Linked DNA regions of Mus musculus: region 2 is linked to region 1. A link is a loop called in an ENCODE intact Hi-C map of the cell type or tissue named here. Cell type or tissue: gastrocnemius. All regions are shown on one strand. Links, peaks and the distances in the headings refer to the core of each region. The heading gives the core; the rest is flanking DNA.

Evidence for each region. A loop is a pair of places that touch in the nucleus more often than their neighbours do. Peaks named below come from ENCODE experiments on the same cell type or tissue, not always from the same donor. Only the 100,000 strongest peaks of a DNase experiment are listed, where the experiment ranks them.
Region 2: it touches region 1 in a loop (2.7-fold over the local background); 11 of 42 quality-filtered maps call a loop at or near these places.

What each region holds. Positions count from the first base shown.
Region 1 is chr13:56,750,047-56,760,596 of GRCm38, forward strand. Gm45623 (predicted gene 45623) reads right to left here and starts at 3,781. Exons shown (of 1, transcript NM_001378296.1): 1 at 1-3,781. The coding sequence starts at 3,245. The coding sequence ends at 2,934. In gastrocnemius, for the core only: a CTCF peak has its summit at 5,887 (motif pointing right); a DNase peak (open chromatin) is centred at 5,975; H3K4me3 peaks cover 189 bases.
Region 2 is chr13:56,552,091-56,562,640 of GRCm38, forward strand. No RefSeq gene overlaps it. Among named protein-coding and RNA genes, the nearest start is that of Lect2, 8.8 kb to the left of the region's middle. In gastrocnemius, for the core only: a CTCF peak has its summit at 4,025 (motif pointing right); DNase peaks (open chromatin) are centred at 2,496 and 4,104.

The DNA of each region.
Region 1 (10,550 bases), core at 3,580-8,579:
ATTCGACAGCAAAAATTTATTTTCCCATAGTTCTGGAAGCTGGAAGTCCAGTCTCAAGGTTCTGGTTAATTTAGTTTCCGATGAGGGTTTATAGATGGCCAGCATCTCTGTATGTGTTCACATAGCCTTCTCAGCCACAGGCAACAAGGAGCATATTCAAAGCCTCACCCATGCCCCCATGAAGCTCCAATTCCATAGTGTTAGTGCAGCCACTCTGGGAATCAGGACCTCCGTGTACAAATTTAAGGTAAACATCCACATTCGGTCCACAATACTATCTAAATTGTAATCGTCACACTGTAATCCACTCGCTTACATATTAGAGAGGACAGAGAGGTCACATGCTGCTGTTCCGGGGGAATCCAGGTCCAATATGAGGAAGAAACAGCCCAATGCTACCCTAGAAAACGGAATGAGGTTATTCAGAATAGCAGCGCTGGCACACAGTGCTCGTACTGACCCGGCTTTAGATTCTAGCCCTTTGTAGGCCCAGTTATCTGAGAGTTTATCCCAGAAGCAAGCACCTCTTGTCACCTTGCTCCATATTTTATGAAGGGATCTCAATGGTACCGGATCCCTGTGGCTATAGCCGGTAGTACCTTAGGAGCCACAGGGGAGTTTGTAGCCAGTTGCTTGGTCATGTTCTTCCCCGAGGGGACTGGCCCTTGTTTGTTTGTTTGTTTGTTTGTTTGTTTGTTTCTTGTGGCCACAGAAGACTGGGCTGTAAAGGAGCACGTCCTCTTTGGGAATCAGCTTCTTCCCTCAGCCTCAGATCTGTTCCTCAGCCGACATTGGAGAACTCATTCTATGCCTGCCTTGTTCAGGCCGTGACACTGGCTTAGTATGCTGCCTGGCACATCAGATCTGATACCATAGCCATTTCGTGGAAGAGGACACAGGACATAGGTTAAGGACTTCAGATATGGCCATAGGGGATTTAAGCCAGAGGGTTAGAGCAGAGCTAGAATTTGAACTCCTCGGCGCAACACCTTCAAAGCTGACCACCAGGCTGTAGTAGAGGAATGTCCCACCCCTACATACCATCCCTACCTCTCCCAGTCCCCAGCCCTGAGCATGTGTGTGCTAGCAAGGGGCTCATGGTTTACCTATCTATGCCCAGAGTTTTCTCTGCAATCAGGGTACCTGTGCATTAGCCACAGTATCCTTGTAGAGGACATGAAGATGTTTGGTTCCTTTTCCAGATAATAACCTAAGATTCTATGAGGAGATAGGACAGAGGAGGCGTCCCGACAGGGACCCAAGGATGTGGGGATTCAGAGCTCTAGAGCCTGGCTGTGTGACCAGGTCTTCAAGCTTCCTAGTTCCTCCTGCCACCTTCTCTAGGGTGAGGGTAGGAGCAGGGGGGTGGGGGTGTGTGGGGGGTGCTCAGTCTTGCTGAACCTCCTGCTTGGCCGTCTGAACATTTCCAACATCCCATGTCAATGTGTCAGAATCCTGTGTCTGTGCACTTGAGTGGGGGTGAGGGTGCTTCTCCTGCTTCAGATTCACAAAGCTCTCCTGACTCCAGCATGGTTTAAGAATTATCTGGATTAATATGTCAAATTCCTCTTCAGTAAAAATGTCTCTTAAGCTCAAGTGAAGTGAACGTCTTTAAGCCAAGTGGCTCCTGGGAGTGTTTTACACACCCACTAAAATAACTCCCTGGGGGGGGGGGAGTTGGCGGGGCACGGGCACATGGTAGTCCATGCCCTGTGATCCCAGCATTCAAGAGGCAGAGGCAGGCAGACCCTCTGTGAGTTCCTGACCAGCCAGGCCTGTGAGACCCTGTGTCAAAACCAAACCCACCTCCTGGAACTAGGCTAACTTAGAAAATAGTCAAAGTTGTCACAACCTGCCTCCTCACCCCCTAGTTCTTTGTCACCATTGTTCTCGTGGGGATCTCGGGGCTGGCTTTTGTCTGCTTGGGAGGAAATGCTACCCCACTCCCTCTCCTTTCAGGACCTCACTTCACCAAGCCCCGTCTCTGCCTCAGGGCTCTGAAAGCTTTAGGCCCAAGACAGCTGTGGGGGCACGGGCATGAGAGAAAGCTCTGCCTCTCAGAGAGGGTCTCTACGGGGTCCAGTTAACAGGACCATTCAGCAGATCAGGTTATCCTTGGAGTCTGCCAGAAAACAGAACCCCAAAGAAAACAAACGCTTTCCAGAGCAAGCAAAAAGCTAGGGAAACCCAGACAGCAGGTATGCTCAGACTGACCTGACCCTCGCAGAGGAGGTGGGTCAGCCTTGGGTCTATTCCTCCTGGGGATGGGCCCTTCACAATCCCTTTCCCAAACGGTGCAACCAATGATCAGTGTTTTCGGTGCTGGATCTAATTTGGTGAGCTTTTATTGTAGAAACGTCTTGGGTGGAGACACGAGATGCAGACTTTCCGTTGCAGCACCCCCGCAGCGGTGGATGTAATCCTTTGTCCCTCCACAGATCCCTCAGCCCCTGCTCTCTGAGGAAACTGGGTACTCGAACCCAAGCAGGACACACTGAAACCTTGTGTCATTTCTCTATCGGATCCCCAGTGTTAAGGAGCAAGATAGGCGGGAGCAGCTGCAGACAGCCCATAGGGCCCCGGAGTCCAGTCCGCACAGTCAGCTCCTGATTAGTCCCGCGCTCGCGGTGCCTGCTGCCTGTCTGCGAGCAAAGTCAGGAACTCACCAGGCAGGCAAGGAAGGCTCCTGTGCCCGGGTGGGTCTTTCTGGGTGGTTTCCTGACAGGACCTGTTGTAGGTGGTGGAGGGGGGTACTCGCCTAGGGAGTACTTTTAGGCACTGGGACCAGGACCCCAGGCAACCTCCTAACACCCCTTATTCTCCAGGTCCAAAATGGTTTTTGGGAGACTCCGAAGCCCAACCTACTCTGCTCCTGCTGGATGCTTTCTGCAAGGCCAAAACCCAAGCTCCCCGCGGCCCTGACTCCTCCTGCCCTATACCGGTCGCGTCTTCCAGGGCGCACGGGCGTCGCGGAGCGAGCGATCGTGGGGCAGCGCAGCAAAGGCCGAGTGGCGCAGCTGGCAGCCGATAAAGAGGACGACGAGCGCCACGGACAGCAGCAGGAGGAAGAAGAGCAGCAGGTAGGTGGGCAGGTCGGGCTTGGTGGCCGAGCCGTCCCGAACTCCACGCGCGGTGGCCAGCTCCAGCGGCAAAGCGCCCTCTGCCTTGACCGTGGCTCCGGGGGCCAGCGCGGCACTTCCCGCCGCCTCCGGCCCGCTAGTGGCGTTGAACACGTCGCCGTACATGATCCGCGGGGACCCGCCGACTCCGGCAGGACCACCTCACTTCTGATGCTGTAGACCGGCGCTGCTAAGAGCCTCCATGACGTTCCCCTCCCGCCTAGCCGCGCTCACCTGGCGGGGAATCGGCGCCCCCCAGGCGGCGAGGTCACTGGGACCCTCGGCGCGCGGGGGTGGTGGTGGTGTCGTCCGCCGCTCAAGATGCTCAGCCGCGGCAGACCCCGGCACCTCGGGAGTTCCCGCTTCTGTCTGTTGCTACCTGGAGAGTTCTGAGCCCCGGGCCCGTTTTACGGCTTTCCAGCCGCTCTTCAGCTCCGGTGAGCTCCGAAGCACCCCTGGGCTGCAGCCGCTGCGAAGGGTGCAGGTGAATGCAGAAGCAGCGTGCGGGGCTCTGCTTTGGGCGCCGGTGCTCGCGGATCCTCTGCTCCCCCGGGTGCGGTGGCCTTTTGGAGCGGTCCTGCAGCCTCCCAGACGCCTGGTGTATTATAGCGAACCTGTCCTCACGCGCTCTCACCGCTGCGCTCCTGCCTGAGCTGGAGACTGAGCTCGGAGCAGCTTCTGTCCTGGGAGGGAGGGAGGCGGGGAGGTGGCAGGGTTTGCAGCACTGCCCTGAGAGAGAGGCTGCGAACCAATGACTGAGGATCAGAAAGGACAGCGCTGCGACCGCCTGCCTTCCATCACTCACCAAAGAGGATACTGAGGAGAGAAGCGGGAGAAAGAGGAAACAGAATAGCGGGAGAAAGAGGAAAAGAAACGGAGAAAGACGCTAAGACAGTGGGGTTCTCATTCTTCCTCCCATCTGCAAAGCCTGGGACTGAAGGAGCTGGGATTTGAACCTAGCCTACCTGGCCGGGAGTCCATAGCTTGGCCTCTACAGTGAGTCCCCTCTCATGGCAGAGGGGTTTTGGTAGCTGCTATTCATGCCTCTAACCACACGTTGGTTGAATATAGGGCACGGCACGGGCTTCAGAGTTCATGTCCCACACTGTCATAGCACCGTGGTACCTTTGTATGCAGTGGGGTACCTGAGCACCTTACCTCGGGTGGAATCTGGCAGTCAGTAAGGATCTCACCTACCAAGGCTGCACAACTGCAAAAGAGTCTCAAAGTCCACAGGCTGGGCTCAGTACTAAGTCTACCTTTTTGGAGGTGGGGTGGGGGTGGGGGTGGGAGTGGGGAGGCTGATTTATGAGCAGCCATAGGCCATCAGGTAGAACATTTAATTAAGGGGGTGAGCTGGTTTGTTTGTTTGTTTATGGTCAATTTGACCATATGCAAGAGTCATCTGGGAATCTCAAACTGAGAAAATTTACCATGGGAACGTCTGTAGGGTATTTTCTTGAGCAATGGTTTTGTGGGAGGTGTCTGTGCCATCCCTGAGGAGGTGATCCAGGGTCGCATAGCATGAGAACGCAGGCCATGGGAGGCAAGCCAGTGAGAAGAGTTCCTCAGTGGCTCTTTTTTTTTTTTTTTTTTTTTTTTTTTTTGGTTTTTCGAGACAGGGTTCCTCTGTGTAGCCCCGGCTGTCTTGGAACTCACTCTGTAGACCAGGCTGGCCTCGAACTCAGAAATCCGCCTGCCTCTGCCTCCTGAGTGCTGGGATTAAAGGCGTGCGCCACCACGCCCGGCTCCTCGGTGGCTCTTGCTCCCCTTCCTGCCTGCAGGCTGAGCTCCTGCCCTGATGTCCCTCAGTGAAGAACTGCGACCAGGAAGGAAGCTTCTCTAAGCTGCTCTTGCTCAGACCCTCACACCTGCCACATCCCCATTTCTTTCCCCCCCTGCCCTGCCCCCAGGTGTTGCCAGTTTGCATAGAACCCCAGTGACTGGCTGCCCATTGCTCAGACGGAATTCACCTGGGCAAAATGGCCTGAAGATGAGTTGTTCATACTGTGGGGACTCAGGCTTCCGCGGGAGTTGGTCACTTGCTCAGCAACCCTTGCCTGCTCCACTCTCCCATAAAGAGTCAAGAAGAGAACGTGAGCTGGTCATGGGCGACTCAGATGGAGAGGCCTGGGAAAGGCTTGGTAACTAGAACTTTCTAGTGGGCAGTCCGAGGGACTGGGGATGGTGTGTGTGGTGTGTGTGTGTTTGTGTGTGGAGGGGGGGGGGGGAGTAGCAAGTCCTTGTCTCATGCAGGAGGCAAACAGCAGCTGCCACACTCCTCAGCAGGCAGTCTCTCTCTCACTCCTCACCCTAGTGTCAATTTTGTTACCTCACCGATTGTGGGAGAGCTTGACACAACCAGTCAAGTGCATGTCTATGCCTCCCCCCCCCCATATGTAGTGAGTACCCAGGGAAAACCTAGGATGTCTGTTGAACGAGCCAATGGAAGGAGAAGTTAGCCAGTCCTTTCTCCCCACTGCACACTGGGCTTGCAAAGACAGTACCCCAGTGACTGGCTGCCCATTGCTCAGACGGAATTCACCTGGGCAAAATGGCCTGAAGATGAGTTGTTCATACTGTGGGGACTCAGTATGAACAGTGGCCAAGGTGTGCCTGGCCAGAGGCCATCCTCACAAACCCCTTCTTGGTGCTGCAGACGCACCCTGGGCACTCCCATTCGGACTTGAAACTGTGGTCCCAAGCACAGTGATGAACTACCATTCACTGAAGAGCTCCAAGGGCTTTTGCGCTTCCCTGTGGGGGACTCTGCAGAGCCTCCCTGGGCCAGGAGGGGGCGCTGTTGAAGTTAGGGCAAAGGCAAACTCAGCGCTGCCCACACCCGCTCAGTTGCCAACCTTGACAGCCTTGGTCCTGGCAATCAATCCTTGTGCTTAAAGAACACAGGTCTCTGGGCCTCCATGTTTGGCTCCCGTTTAGACCAACAACTCCCTTATCTGATGGGAAAGCTGGCTTGGAGAGGTGCCAAATTTTATCCTTGTTAGCACAGGACACCGTCACATAACCAATGCAGGGCCACAGTTGCAGGGGCAGGAGTCACTTTCTCTGTAGGCCTGACCTATTTCTCACAGCATGTGAACAGAGGTGGGACTTTACAGACATGCCAAACCAGAACAGGTCTTACTGGCACCATAGCCACACAGTGGTCCTCGTGGGGTAGGGCCGGGATGGAGGAGTAGTTCTGGGTCCTTGTGCGACTTGATTGAAAGGCTTGGCTGGCTCGGTTTGGGGCCTGGCCTGGAATTCCCTCCTGAGCTCTGGATGGGAAGTGGTGAGGCATTTTACACGCTTGAGCTGGGCACCAGCCTGGCTAGATGAGAGCCCAGGTAGTGGGTTCCCTGCAGCTGTGTGGGCAGCTCAGGTGGGAAGGGGCATCCTGGGACGGACAATGCTTTTGGATTGTATAGGGAGGCTTGATAGCGGATAGACTTCCCTACTCAGGAAACAGGTTGTGTTTCTAGGTCAAGGCTGTGGAACATGGGTCTGTGAAGAGGGCTTGGTGCAAAGGGAGGGTCCCTGCAGCACCACAGGCTCATGGCGGGGACAAAGGTCATCTCTGATCCTGAGGTCCCTGATGCCACTCACTCCTCCCACATGGCACTGAAGGATGCTGACGTCGTCTGAGTTTTCCCTCATGGCAGACTGTTTCTGTTCATGGCCCTATCCCAAATGGAGCAGGCTTGAGCTTTAGGGTTCATCTCCCGCACTGCAGCCCATGATGACACTGCCATTCCTGTATGTACCCCAGGCAAGAGATAAAACCCAGGAAGGGGAGTCACTTGTCAAGGTCACCCTGATGTGTTTGTACTGTAAGGGAGCCTCCAATTCCACCATCTGGGGGTGTCCACGCAGTCTATACAGGAGCACGTTGTCAAGCTGCCTTTCCTTGACAGAGTTGGAGGGGGTACATCTATATTGTCCTTCTGGGGAGCCCTCTGGTATCGATGGGGAAGCCACAGTTGATTTTCTGAAAGATATTCGGAGCCCTGAGGTTGATCACGTTCCCTGAACATCCACGGGCAGGAAATTAAACAAGGCTGGTACTGAGTAAATGCAGAGATGAAGTTTACACAGCTTTTTATACAAGCCAGAGCGACCTTCCATTAAGGGCGCTTTGTGTACTCACACATTTAAGTCTTGAGAAAGATTATAAAAGGGGGCTCTGAGGCCGCCGTTGACAGGCAGGGGCCACAGAACTGTGAACTCACAAAGACCTCTCTCCCATTACGCAGTTGTTAAGTGGCATGCGCGCCTTTCCTGGTGCCTGCCTGCAGAGACCTGGGGGACAGGGGCGGGGGGGGGGGGTAAGGACGCCCTCCTGCTATGTCAGCCACTTGCCGGGCTGTTGAGTGGAAACTTGAGAGATGGGGAGCACTGAGCCCCAGGATTTTGTAAACTTGCTGAAACGGTGCAGTGCTTGGTGAAGCCATTTCTGTTTCTTCTAAATGCTCGGGGAACCATTGTGAAACCGTTTATTGCCAGACAGGTTGGGGGTGACGGTCCGAGATGAAGAGACTTTGCTGTGAGGGAGCGTGGGTGGGCTCAGACCTCCTCTCAGCGAACTCTGGAGATACCCTTCCTGCAGAACAGGTTTTGGTTTGGGAGTAGGTTTTTATTCTTATGTTTTAACTGTTCCTGCCCCAGCTTCTGATTCAACCAGAGACGCATGGATTTGCCAGGACTGAGGACAAAGAGGAGGTACCCGTTCCTGGCATAGTAAACCCCACCTTCTGCGAGACTCCTCCTTCACACTTCCCTGTCCATTCTCCAAGCCTATTGCCTGTTCTCATTTGGAAAATCGGGTCATTTTGGAGTCTAATCTTGGGGCTATTTGTTGTTTATTTCTTAAAATGACCACAACTGGGTCATCACTGGCTACAGTTGCCGAGGTTATCTGTGAAAGGCCTACTAACCATTGGGAGGGGTGGTGGCTTTGTTCTTCTCGGGGTAGCTTCCATGTCAAGCTAACTGCATAGTAACATTGCTTTTTCCGTCTCTTGGTTTCTTTGGGTTGTGCTGAGGAAAAACTAATGTTACCCTGTTGGAGGGGGACCTCTGAGACGCACATGGGAACACCTACGATGAATAGGATATGTAGGTACAAGAAGCCACCCAGCAGTCACAGTACTGGGGTGATTCTGGAAAAGGGGTGGGGGAAGAACTCTATCAGCCAGGCCTGTGAGAGGTTCCCAAGCAAATGCCGCCCCATTGGAGTCTCTTGTGAGGCATGATGTAGGACTTAGTGGTAGTTCTGAGTGTGCTGATTCAACAGGAAGCTATCCTTTTGCTGGGCCGGGGCCGGAGACCCTTTGTAGCGTGTTGAATTCTGGGAGAAGAAATAGGTGGCAGGGGTTCACCCTTCCCCAGAAGCCTTCTCTCTTGGCTCTGGCCCCAGCAGGCAGTTCCTCCCTTCTGAATCTTCCCAGCCTTGGAGCGAACCATAGCTCTTGCCTGTGTCTGGGCTGGGGTGAGCGCCCCCTTGTGGTCAGTGTCTCTACCGTGTTTGTTTTTCAAGCTATGTTTTCACTGTAGCCAAGCTGTCATTGAACCTGTGACAACAGTCCTCTTGCCTCAGCCTCCCAAGTGCTGGGGAAGTTACAGAGTGAGGCCGGGCTGGCTCAGTGTGTCATGTCTGTGGTCAGTAGTTTCAGGCCCACTGGAATTCCAGGCTTCAGGACATCGTTGGGCAGATTACCTCTTCCTCTGGTTTACATTTCTGCTGGGGTTGCTTCCGCCCAGGCCTAGCCTCTGTTGCTGGGAACAGAGCTCTCAGCAGCTTCCTGCCTGTGCTCTTCCGAGGTCCATTCTCAGGTCTAGAATGAAGCCTGGAGTTTGTACACTTTTTGGGGCCCTCTCTGAGAATAAGACTCAGGATTTGGTTTTAAAAGTGAGCATTGACTTAGTACAGAAAACAGAATCAAAGTCAATGTTTAAAAAAAACCTGACAAAGGCTCCGAGTGTGGAAAGAAGATCAAACTTGCCAACGTAGCTTTCAGGCCCATGGTTTGGATGAGAATCACCCCCCCCCCCGCCCCCCAAGGCTCACATAGGCAATATTAGGAGGTGTGTTCTTCTTGGAGTAGGTATGGCCTTGTTGGAAGAAGTATGTCCCTTGGGGGCAAGTTTTGAGGTTTTAAACACTCAAAGCAGGCCAGTGTGGCTCAGTCTGTCTTCCTGTTCCCTGATGATACAGTTGTAGAACTCTCAGCAACCTCTCCAGCACCACGTCTGTCTGTGTGCCCCCGTGTTTCTAGAGGTGATAGTAACGGACTAAACCTCTGGACTGCAAAGCAGTCCCCAATTAAATATTTTTCCTTTATAAGAGTTGCTTTGGTCATAGTGTCTCTTCACATCAATAGGAACTCTAAGAGGAAAGACCTGCAGGGACAGTTCTTTAGTCTACATAGGCAGCCTGATGAAGAGGTACTGGGATGGCCCCTGTGACCTACAGTCAGCCCTGTGGCTGGAGCAGCATTCATCAGGAGGCTGAGGGACTCACTACCAGTCCATACCACAGTTGGGCCACCTGTGGGGATTGGTGTTGCTCCAGGCCATGGGAGAACAGGCTGGAGCTTTGGGCTACCAGCTCTTCTCAGGGATCAGTCCTGGTGAGGCAGAGACAGGGGCCCATTTGCCTCATACCACTCCCAGAAGACAAGGCCAAACCTCTGAGCCCAGGCTTTTTGAGGAGGCTCTTCAGTAGGAGCTCCTGGTAGCTGGCCTGGCCCGCACAGAGCCCGAGTCCATGGACACCAACCAGTCTGGAATTACTTGGTCAGCCTCTGAGAGTGTCCACTTTTGACACCAGCCCCTCTCCATCCATCCAACACAGAGTTGGCAAAAAGAGGGAGAGAGCCCATTTGCAGGAGGGTATTCATTTCAGATGGGAAACTATGACTTTCCCAGCAACTTGGTTTGTCTCCCCATAAAACTACAGTCAGCCCTCCCTGTCTGCATGGGCAGGTTCAACTGGCTGGGGGAGAAAATATTCAGGAAAACAGAATGTGTTAACCAGTTTGCCTTTTTTTTTTCTTTTCTGTTGTTGCTTTGTGAACAATGCAGGATAATAGCTAGTTAGGAAGCATTGACATTGAATTAGGATTATAAATAAACTACAGGATAGTGTGCTGCAAATCACATGCAAATAATGTTCCGTTTTATACAAGGACTTGGGTATTCAAGAATGTGGGTATCTGAGACGTCTTGGAGCTTGTCCCCCCTGGGATGGCGAGGGTGACTGGATGAGGATTTATTCTCTTGTTTTATAAGTGGCCAGTGACCCACTGCTCCAGCCAACCCTTTCCTGGCACCTTAGTCTGAGAAGGCCAGCTCTTACTCGCCCCCCCCCCTTTTTAAAATTTCCCCTCTGCCATGGGGACAGTACTGTCCTTTCCCAAGGAAAGCTGCAGG
Region 2 (10,550 bases), core at 1,948-6,947, 200 kb before region 1:
TCCCCCGTTGTTATCTCTCTCTGTAAAGCTATTAGCCAAGTCCATTGTCTCTTCTTGGAAATTATCCTGATTTCCCCCCCTGACTTTTAGGAAGTAGCTATATTTAATGTTCTTATTATATAAGCATTGCATTTTTATAGCAAAACCCATCCCCAAATTCAAGTCAGTATAAAACAAATATCCATAACCATTTGGGTCACATGCATTTCCTCACACACACCCACACACACACATCTTGCCCCTTTTTTTTCTGGAATATCAGCTTTTGTTTTTGTTTTTGTTTTTGTTTTTGTTTTTCGAGACAGGGTTTCTCTGTATAGCCCTGGCAGTCCTGGAACTCACTTTGTAGACCAGGCTGGCCTCAAACTCAGAAATATGCCTGCCTCTGCCTCCCGAGTGCTGGGATTAAAGGCGTGCGCCACCACGCCCGGCGAATATCAACATTTTAATATATGTGTACTCACTTCTGTGTTAGAGCATAGCTCTTGAAATGCACAGGAGGCTTGCTTCTGCACTTTCTCAAAGTCGTTTCCCTTCCCCCACCCCAGGCTCTCTCCCACAGCAAGCATTCTGCTTTCCCCCCCAACCCCTGCTCTCTCCTGCAGCAAACTTCTCCCCTTCCATGGCTGCACCTAAGAGGAGCCACAGGTACCAGCTTGAGTAAGATGGATAGGCACGCTTTTAATCCCAGCACTTGGGAGGCAGAGGCAGGCAGATTTCTAAGTTTGAGGCCTGCCTGGTCTACAGAGTGAGTTCCAGGACAGCCAGGGCTACACAGAGTAATAATAATAATAATAATAATAATAATAATGACAGAGGACAGCCTCCCTTGCCTCTGTGACACTGAGGCTAGCACTCTTGCTGATAGCCAGCAGGGCGCTTCCCAGGTGCAGCTGGTGCCTGTCCTTGGAAAAAAGAGATTAGGGTCCCATGTTTGAATCATGGAAGAGAGGGTGATCGGGGGTCACAGACAGTTATAGCTAGCCATAAAACTAGTTCCTGGTTGGCCCATAAAGATAGTTCGTAGGTCACAAGAATCCCCCTCTCAGCCATGCGATCCCGCCCTACCAAATGGTATCGTGTCTGAATTATGACTCACCGTATCCTCCTCCCCCACCCCCCATCACCCTAAGCATTCAAAGAATCTCTAACCATGCTATATATAAGTGCCAAGCCTTCCAAGCTTCTGGTCGCACTCCTGTCCTGAGCTGTAGGAAGGTTTGTGATCGAGTCTGACTCGAAAACAGTAAAAAATAAAAAATAACAATAAAACCAATATGCACAATTGCATCGGACTCTGCAGTTCTTGAGCTCCCCTGGGCTTCCTGCAGAGTCGGGGCATAACACTCTAAAAGCAAAGAAAAACAAAACCCCGAGGCTGCTTTATAGAATATTATGTTGCAGAGGGTCAATGTGTCAGGACTGATCTGGGAACTCCCATTTGGGAAACTGACATGCACCCGTTTTGGTCTTACTCAGCTGTGGGAAAAATCAGAGAGTATGGACGCTAATATTTTACATTCTGTTCTGTAGAACCACGCAAGGCCGTTTTCAATAGGTATGTAAGGTGCTGTAGGCACGTTCCCCATTCTAGACTGCTCCCTGCCCTCTGTCACCCTTCCCAAAATTCCCCTTTGTTCCCTTTGATGGTTCTACTTCTATGTGTCTGTGTGTGATTTTCTCTCTCTACACAAATCCCAGGGCTCACAAATGAGCAATCACACGATATCATCTTTCTGAGCTGACTTGATTGGCTTAATATGATTGCCTGTGGTTGTTTTTATTTTTCTGTAAATGGTGTAACCTTGTTCTTCCTTACAGCTGAAAAAAAATACTTGCATATTCTTTCTTTCATTGTTTTTCTTTTTGAAATTTTATTTTAGCTACAACATTTCTCCTTTCTCTTTCCTGTCTCCAGCACCCATTTACCCCTCCTTTGGAAGCTTGTACACAGGGTACCATGAGAGCAAGTCCTCAGGGAGGGGGCATCGGGGTCAGTTCCAGATTGTGAGCCTCTGGGCCCTGCTTCTGAAGTGCAGGGTGCCATCAGCAAAGGGGACTTACTTTCTACCTCTAGGAGACAACCAAGGACAATAGCAGTAGGCTGTATGTTTGGGGAATCTCTTAGCCCTGGGCAAGACCTCCAAAGAGGGCCGCTAATGTCTGGTTTGGAGTTTTTATCAGGTGGTCTTTGTCCCTTGCAGAGAGAGCCATCAACCCCATGAGAAAAGTTTATTAAATTATGCGTGTATTTTCATACGCTAAATTATGTAAATAGTATCTTTTCTTGTGGCTTTTCCAGATGTACATATTGTTATGTTACCTCCCTCCTTCATCTTCCTGAATTTACCTCCTCCCTCTTCCCTAAGGACTCTGCACTTTCCCTGTTCCCCCATCAGCTCACTTACATCTTGCTAGCCCCTCTTCCCATCTCCCTGATGAGATTACTTGTATCCTGCTGTCCTGTCTCTATTGCTCCCCCCAGTGCCCAATCCTGGCAATGGTCCTGCTATACAATCCTGGTTTCTATGGTTACAATGGGTTATGCATTCACTGCTGAAGATTTGGGGCTAGAAAGGCAACGCCTGTCTTTCTGAGTCCGGTAAACCAGCCTTTCTTCATCTGTTTCCCAGTTGTTGGATGTGTGGGTTGGTCAGCACTTTCATATCAGTATCTCTGATCTTTTATTTGACCTGTAGTTTGAAAGCCTTTGAATAAAGCTGGGGCAGGGGGAGAGGTAACCTTACCTTCAAAGGACTGTTGGTGACCAAACATCCCAGGCTTCCTGCTGGTCCTCTCTCAGAAGAACCTACCTAAAGGTGTCAGACCACTGGCTTCTCACCATGTGGGTTCAGAAATCTAAAATAAGGCCAGAGCCTCTCTAGCTATAAAGCCTGCCTATCGTAGTCATTGTCAGAGAGTCAGTGCATGCACATTTCAGCTTCTGTGGATGCTTTGGGCACTGGGGACCTTGTTGTAGTGATGAATCCATACCCTTTCTACCAAATCCTCCCCTCCCTCCCCCAGACAGACAGACAGATGGACGGACAGACAGACAGACAGACAGACAGACACACACACACACACATACACACACACACACACGCACATCCAAATGAAACAGAAACCATTTTAAGCATGGGGAATTAGTGGGAACATTTTGGGTGGTGAAATAAAAAGAGGGGGATTTGATAGGAAATAATTTTAACATAGGGGATGAAGTCCAGGCTTTCTAGTGGCTGGAGGTAGTCAGCTTACCCTAGAACCTAACAAGCATTTCTCAGCAAGCCATTTCTTTGTGTATTGTTGAAATGAATAATTATAGATGGGGCAGGGTCGTGGCCCTTACAGCAGACTAGAGACCATGCTTGGTTGTTTACTTTAAATTTGGTGTAAGCAATGGAAGGCACCACTGTCTCTTGATACAACGTATAGTTTATACATACAGTGTAGCTTTGTAGCACGGGTAATGTAGCACTTCAAGGTCGGAGTGATATCACAGGAGACTTTCTGGTCAGAGGCCCCTTTAGAAAAATTGTCTATTTCTAGCTGGCAAGAGTGCAGGATACAAGCCATGGATTTCTTCATGTGTCCAAAGCAGACATCACTAGTCAAGCCTTGGGATCTATCAAACTACATTGATGTTAGCATGAGGATTAAAGTCCACTGGCCACGCCTAGTAGAGTGGAATTTAATCCAAAGTCTCACTCTGAGTCTTTCCAGTACCCAAGTCTTGGATGTAGAGAGAGTGATTCAAGTGACTGGGGACCAAATTAATGAGCACACAGAGAGAGGTGGCAGCTTGAGAGACAGGTAGGTAGATCGGTAAGGATTATGATGTTCAACGGAGACAGTTCCTATACAACACAACACAAAACATACTTTCTATGACTCCAGTTCTTGGGAAAGTGTTTATACACCCTAAAAGGCAAAGAATTTAGAGCTTTTCCCACCACTATTGTGGTCCTGTGTGAAATTGTCCCCTTTCCCATGAAGAAATGGAATAAAAATTGTTCCCCACTAGAGGTCACCAAACAGATTCAGAACCTCGAATGTCCAGACTTCCTTTTCTGCTCAAAGGCTTATTTTCCACAGTGTGTCCCTGGAGGCTGGCCAGGCAGCACAGCAGCCCCAGATTAAACAGGGCCAGTCAGGGTGTCCTTATCTCTTTAAAAATGGAGGGAAGAAGTATACCATATGTAATAAATGTCTGTGTCTTTGCACCTGTGACAGATTTAGTTTTTCAATTGAAATGTCACATGACATAAAACCCTTTCAAATTTTATAACACCTGGCTTCTTAATATCTTCACAGAATCACAACACAACTCTCCTTCCAGGATGCTGTCATCGCCTCTAAATAAGATACACACTATCAGCCACCCTCCCTCCATTGCCTCCAGCTGCCCACCCCCATAACTCAGAGTCTACCTTTCCCTTCTATGGTCTTTACTCATTCCGGATCTTTTACATGAGTGGAATCATGTAACCATTGATATTTTGTGTCTGGCTTCTTTCACTTTGAGTATTGTTTCCCAGGTCCATTCACAGTATAAATGCGCCACAACTGTCATGAATAGTGCATCTGTGAGCTGTTGGATCCCATTATAGATAGTTGTGAGCCACCATGTGGTTGGGGGGAATTGAACTCGGGACCTCTGGAAGACAGTCAGTGCTCTTAACCTCTGAGCCATCACTCAAGCTCCCTCAGTGTACAGGTTTTTGTGGGGATAAGGTTTCAGCTTCCTTGGGTGGACACATAGACACATAGAGGAGGAATTGCTGACACAACTGTGTTGAACAAGGTGAGCTTTGATCTGCACTGAGCCTGTGATGTCTGAGTCTGATTTTCCCTCAACTCTGCCAACACTTGCCTCCAGCCGAGTGAGAGGTAGACTTTCAGGTTTGTACTATAACTCCTTTTGCCTGCTGACTCGTGACACTGGGTGTATTTTCATGGACCAAGGCACACTAACCCTTTCTTTCTCTCATTTGGAGAAATGTCTATTGAAATCTTTTGCCCGATTTTCTTGTTTTGTGTTATTTGTCATTTTGTTGTTGCAATGTCAGCGATCTTTACATATTGTGGATACTAGACCTCTTCAGGTACCTAATTTCATGTTTTGTCCTGTCACATGGGTTGTATTTTCACTCCCTGGACAGCATTATTAGCCACATAGAAGCTTGGAATGTTAATGAGATTCTGAGTTTGTGTTCACCTTTAGCAGTTTGTGATTTATAAGTTATATCCAAAAAACATCTTCTAAAACATCACTTCAATTATTTTTAGATTTATTTATCTAGAATTGATATACAAAATTGGACGCCTTTAATTTATGCCTTTTGATGTGTTTGGATATATGTACATACACGAGATGCCATCACCCAAGTCGAGGTACCAAATGTCCACCATCACCAGACGCTTCTTGCCCTTTTTCAAATGTGGTTTGTTGTTATCTTTCTTTCAGGGTAAGAGCAGTAAACATGAGCTCTGTCCTCACAACACACTTTAACGTTCACATGCCACCGCTGTGAACTACAGCTGCCATGTGGAATGTACGGCTTACTTCTAGAATCGTTTCGTCTTCTCTGGCTAAACCTTTATGCCCGCAGAGCTTGTTATGTCTTGCTTTCTCCTGCTCCCGCCAACCACCTTCCTGTTCTTGCCTCTTTGTTCTCAATCTCACATAAGTGGAATCATGACCTTGACCTCCTGTGCTTGGCTTGTTTTACTTTAGTAAAATGTCCTCCACGTTTATCCATGTTGGGCTAATGGATATTTTAAGACTGAATAATGTTCTACCATACTCACATGGTCACTGGTGGATACTTCAATTCTATTGACTGACATTTGATTGTATCTTTACTATTGTGAGTAATATTGCATTGAGTGTGTGTGGGGGGGTATGTATGTGAATGGTTCATTGAATATAGAGGTGCAGGCATCTGAGACCCTGGTTTCTATTCTTTTGGGTGTTTACGTGGAATGAATGGCAAAGTCGCATGGTAGTTATACATTTTAAGCAGCGCGGAGCTGGAGACATGGCTCAGTGGCTAATAACAATGGTTATTCTTGCAAAGAATCCAGTTTTGATCCCCAGCACCCACATGGTGGCTCACAACGATCTGTGTAACTCAAGTTCTGGGAAATATGATACTTTCTTCTGACCTCTGCAGGCACTGCACACTTGTGGTGCATAGACACATATATAGGCAAAATACCCTGGCCCATAAAATAAAAATAAAAATTTAAAAAAATTTGAGGAACTGCTACAGTTTTCTATTTCACCAAGATCACATAAGGGTTTTTAATTTCTTTGAGTTTATTGGTTTTTTTTATAATAACTATCCTGACAGGTAAGATGATATCACGGGCAGACAGACAGACAGACAGACACACACACACACACACACACACACACACATACTCCTCAGGAAGCACAGCTAAGTGGAATGAATGTGTGTGGACCTAGCCACTGTGTGCCGGGGGCAGACAACTTCAAGGTGCCTTCTGAGTGTCTGGGTCTCCATGACAGCTCCAGTGTTAACACTCACACACAGTTGTCTCCTGGTGAGAGACTAGAGGATTTTGTCTCTGGCATGCTTTCATGGTCAAAAGACTCGTGATAGTTGGTACCAGACAAAGCATGGGACTCAGTCGGCACCATCCAGATACTCCAGCCTATCCAGCAAGACTCAGCACCGACTCATTGAAAGCCAGTCTTTTCAGCTGAGACTCTCCTGTCTTCAAAACTCTGCCTGGGATTTGATTTCTAGAAACTATCCCAGAACGTCCCAAACACTGGGTCCCAGCAGGCACACCTCTCACTCAGCTTCCCCTGCTGCTGAGACTTTGACCAAGAGGAAGCAAACAGTTAATGGCCACCTAGGGAAACACAAACTTAGCTTACCCCACGCCACAGTAGACACTGAGCTTTGAACCCAGAAATTGCACCACATGCAGATGCACCTCTTGGCACCATTGCTCTGATTGACTCAGAGCAGCTGAATGTCTTAAAGTGAGTGATAACTCCACCGTTACAGGGATGCTCATCTGCTCAGGGATCAGAATGCTCCTCTAGCTACTGGCATCTCCTAAAAATAGAAATTGTCAACAAGAATGTCTTTCCTACCGATGAGTGATCAGAAATCCGGTCCATGAGGCTTGGACTCTGAGTGTGGTCAGAGGACTGAATGCCACAGTGAGGGATCTCCCAGTAGGGAGGCAAGCAGACCAAACAAGGTCGGTACCTCAGGGGGTAAAGCTCAGGGGACAGAATGAAGAATGAGTGTGGATACAGGGACAGGACAATTGAGAGAAACAGGAACATCCTCTAGCCAGTTCAGCCTGTGACACATTTCAGAGGTAGCAATACTTCCCTGCTGGCCTATTTCTGACATTCTGCTACCTCCAGGGAGACTTGGCCTTACCCTGGGAACATTTCTGATGGAGACTAACAGAGGGGGTACACTTGTAATCGCTGGACAGTCACAAACATTTATGTCATGGCTGGGTATGTCATTCCATGGCTTTTATCTGTTTTCAAGGTTTACTGTGAACATGTTTTATGAGAAGTTAAAGATTTGAGAGAATCCTGCTGTTGCTAGATCAGGGCTATTAAGTGAAGAAACTCCGTTAGACCCGAGGCTGCAAAATGTGGTGTGACCTTACGTGGGTTGCCTGGCTTCAAGCAAGTCTTAGGCAGGCTGTTGGTGGGAAGTAGAACCTTCTAGGAAAATACAATCTTTATGCCCTAGAGGCATCTTCTGAAAGCCAGAGTGGGGAGGGAGAAAGAGAAAGAAAGGATGGAGAAGAGAGGGAGGTTGAAAGACAAGGAGAGGATAAACAGATTTTTAAAAATTTGCCCAGGCAATTGTGAGGGCAAGCAGGGTAGGCAGACTGGAGAGAGCTGGAAAGAGCTAACTCTGCAACGTGAGGTCCAAAGGTGTTCAGGAGGCAGCATTTTCTCTTTTGAAAGGATGTTTTCAGCTGATTGGATGAGTCGCACCTCGTTTTATAGAGAGATCTGCTAACTTGGAGTCTGTGGATTTAAATGTTAATCTGAGGCAGCTCTGGGGCAGGACAGATGGCCTAGTGGTCTGCCAACTCTGACAACCTGAGTTCACTCTCTCAGACCTGCATGGTGGAAGGAGGGAAAAGACCCTAGGACCTCGCACTCCCTGTGCCATGTGTCTGCCTACTCATGTACACACTCGCAGACAAATAACAAAGGTAATGATTAGCTTTCAGAGAAATGTTTAAATGTTAATCTCATCGGCAAAATAAGTTACTTCCCAGGCACCTTCTTCCACTGGGGTTTGAACAAACCTCTGGAGACCATGGCCAAGCCACGAAGACATGAAGTAACCATTGGGCCACCTGGCACCTTTGCTTCAGATAACGAATGGGTTTGACTTGGAGTTGAGCTAGAACAGGCCTGCTGCAGGAGCCTGACTTGTGGGCCTCACCCGAGGACTTCAGGGAACTTCATTTTGTTGATTTCACTTACCTAATTACAATCTCAAGGATCCACGGGGTCTGTTTAGTTTACCATGGTCGACGAAGAGTCAGGGGAGCAATAAGACAGGAGGAGAAACTGTAAGCTGGGAGAGCATTCCTGAGATACGTTCCAGAGTGTCTAGAGAGCACTCTGCCTCAGTCCTTTGTCATTTCCCAGGAGCAATGACAGGGAAGAGAAGGGCCTTCTGGAGAGACACGGGGAAGGCACGCTGAAACAGGCAGGGAGGATCCCACAGGGAAAGACCAAGAACTTGGCCCCAGGCCTCCTCAGTCCCAAAGGAAGACGAGGCACTGCAGGAGAACCAAAGAGTTGGAAGAGGACCTTTCCTCAGCGACTTTTGAAATGACAATCACCTACTAAGTGATTAGTGGTTTTGTTCTTTTGTGGATCAGTAGCATTTCTTTTGAAACATTTTTTTTTCTGTTGAAGTTTGTTTCTTTTTATTCTCCAGCAAATTATGTTTGCCTTTAAAAATAAAAAAAAAATTAAGGCCAACTTTGTCTTGCCAAGGTAGAAGGATTTCCATTGCGTATCAATTCTCTATTAACGACTCCAGGGATGAGGGTCCTCGGTGTTTCTCTCAAAGGGGACAGAGCACCTTTTGTTTTACTGTTTGCTGCTCTGTTTGCTGCTAAACTTTGCTTGACCACACTGGAGCTCACACAAAGCCACAACTGTTGGACCTTGACCCATGGAAAGCACTCACCTACATCCACGCCCTCCACCCCCATCCAAGCACAGTCTCTCTGAATGGCAGCCAAGGCAGCATCCCTGAGACTCCCCGAGGTCTGTGTGTGATGACGATTTCCGACGGAGCCCAAGCATGGAATGGCCAGAAGGAAAGAGGTCTATTCCTGGAGAGCCTGCTAGCAGAATCAGGCTACCTAAAGATGGAGTGTGTGGGGTGGCAGGGTAGAACAGCCCCAGTCTTCTAAGTAGATAGACAAGGAGGTGACCAGAAGGATGGAATTAAACAAGGCATGGACTCAAATGCATCTGATAATAGGATCGGCTCACGATGGGGCCCTAGGAAGGTCCCTGCCCCTCCCCACCAATGTCTGCCTGCCCAGGAGTAACGGCAAGAAGAGGAGCAAAACCAGGAGGTTGTCAGCTCAGCTGTGAGTTCTAAACCCAGCGAGAGCACAGGTGACATCAGAAAACCTGGTCTTAGAGAGACGAGTTACACAGGACCTTCCGGGATACCTGCTTTCTTCCCATGGAACACATCTTCCCTGCAGAGTCCCTGTGGAGGAGTTCGACAATCCTGTGCGTCTTTCTTCCTTTCCCTCTACTCAAAGAACCTTCCCACCTTCTTACACACCAGTCCTGTTTGTGCCACACCTTTCTCCTAGCTGGCCACAGGTTTTCACTGCCATGAAACGGTTTTCAGTCGAAAAAAACAAAACAAAACAAAAAAACAAACTTTTTTTTTATGAGGCATTTAAGTTCCTTCAGAACCATAACCCCATGTGTATCCTTCAGGTGTCTCCTATTTCTCTGTGAAAGTGAGCGACTTGAAGGATAAGACCAGGGTCAGCCCCTGGGCTTTGTTCTTAATGTGATCAAGTATTTGAGCACGATTAAACTTTCTGTGAGTATGTGCATGTGCAAACACTGGTGTACCCACCTGGGTTAATGTACGCATGTAGAATCCAGAAGCCGGTGTCACGTATCTTCCCCTGTTGATCTCCACGTTACTTTTTTTTTTTTTTTTCGAGACAGGGTTTCTCTGCGTAGCCCTGGCTGTCCTGGAACTCACTTTGTAGACCAGGCTGACCTCGAACTCAGAAGTCCACCTGCCTTTGCCCCCAAGTGCTGGGATTAAAGGCGTGCGCCACCACGCCCGGCTTTCCGGCTTTTTAAGACAGGGTCTCGCACAGAGTCTGAAGTCATCATTTGAGCTACACCCATTGGCCAGGAAGCCCCTGGAATCCACCTGTCTTTGCCACCCACACCATGCCTGCCCCCTAGGAGTGAAGGCTTGCACTGCAGTGCCTGGCTTCAGTGGGTGGCAGGATCCCACAATGCC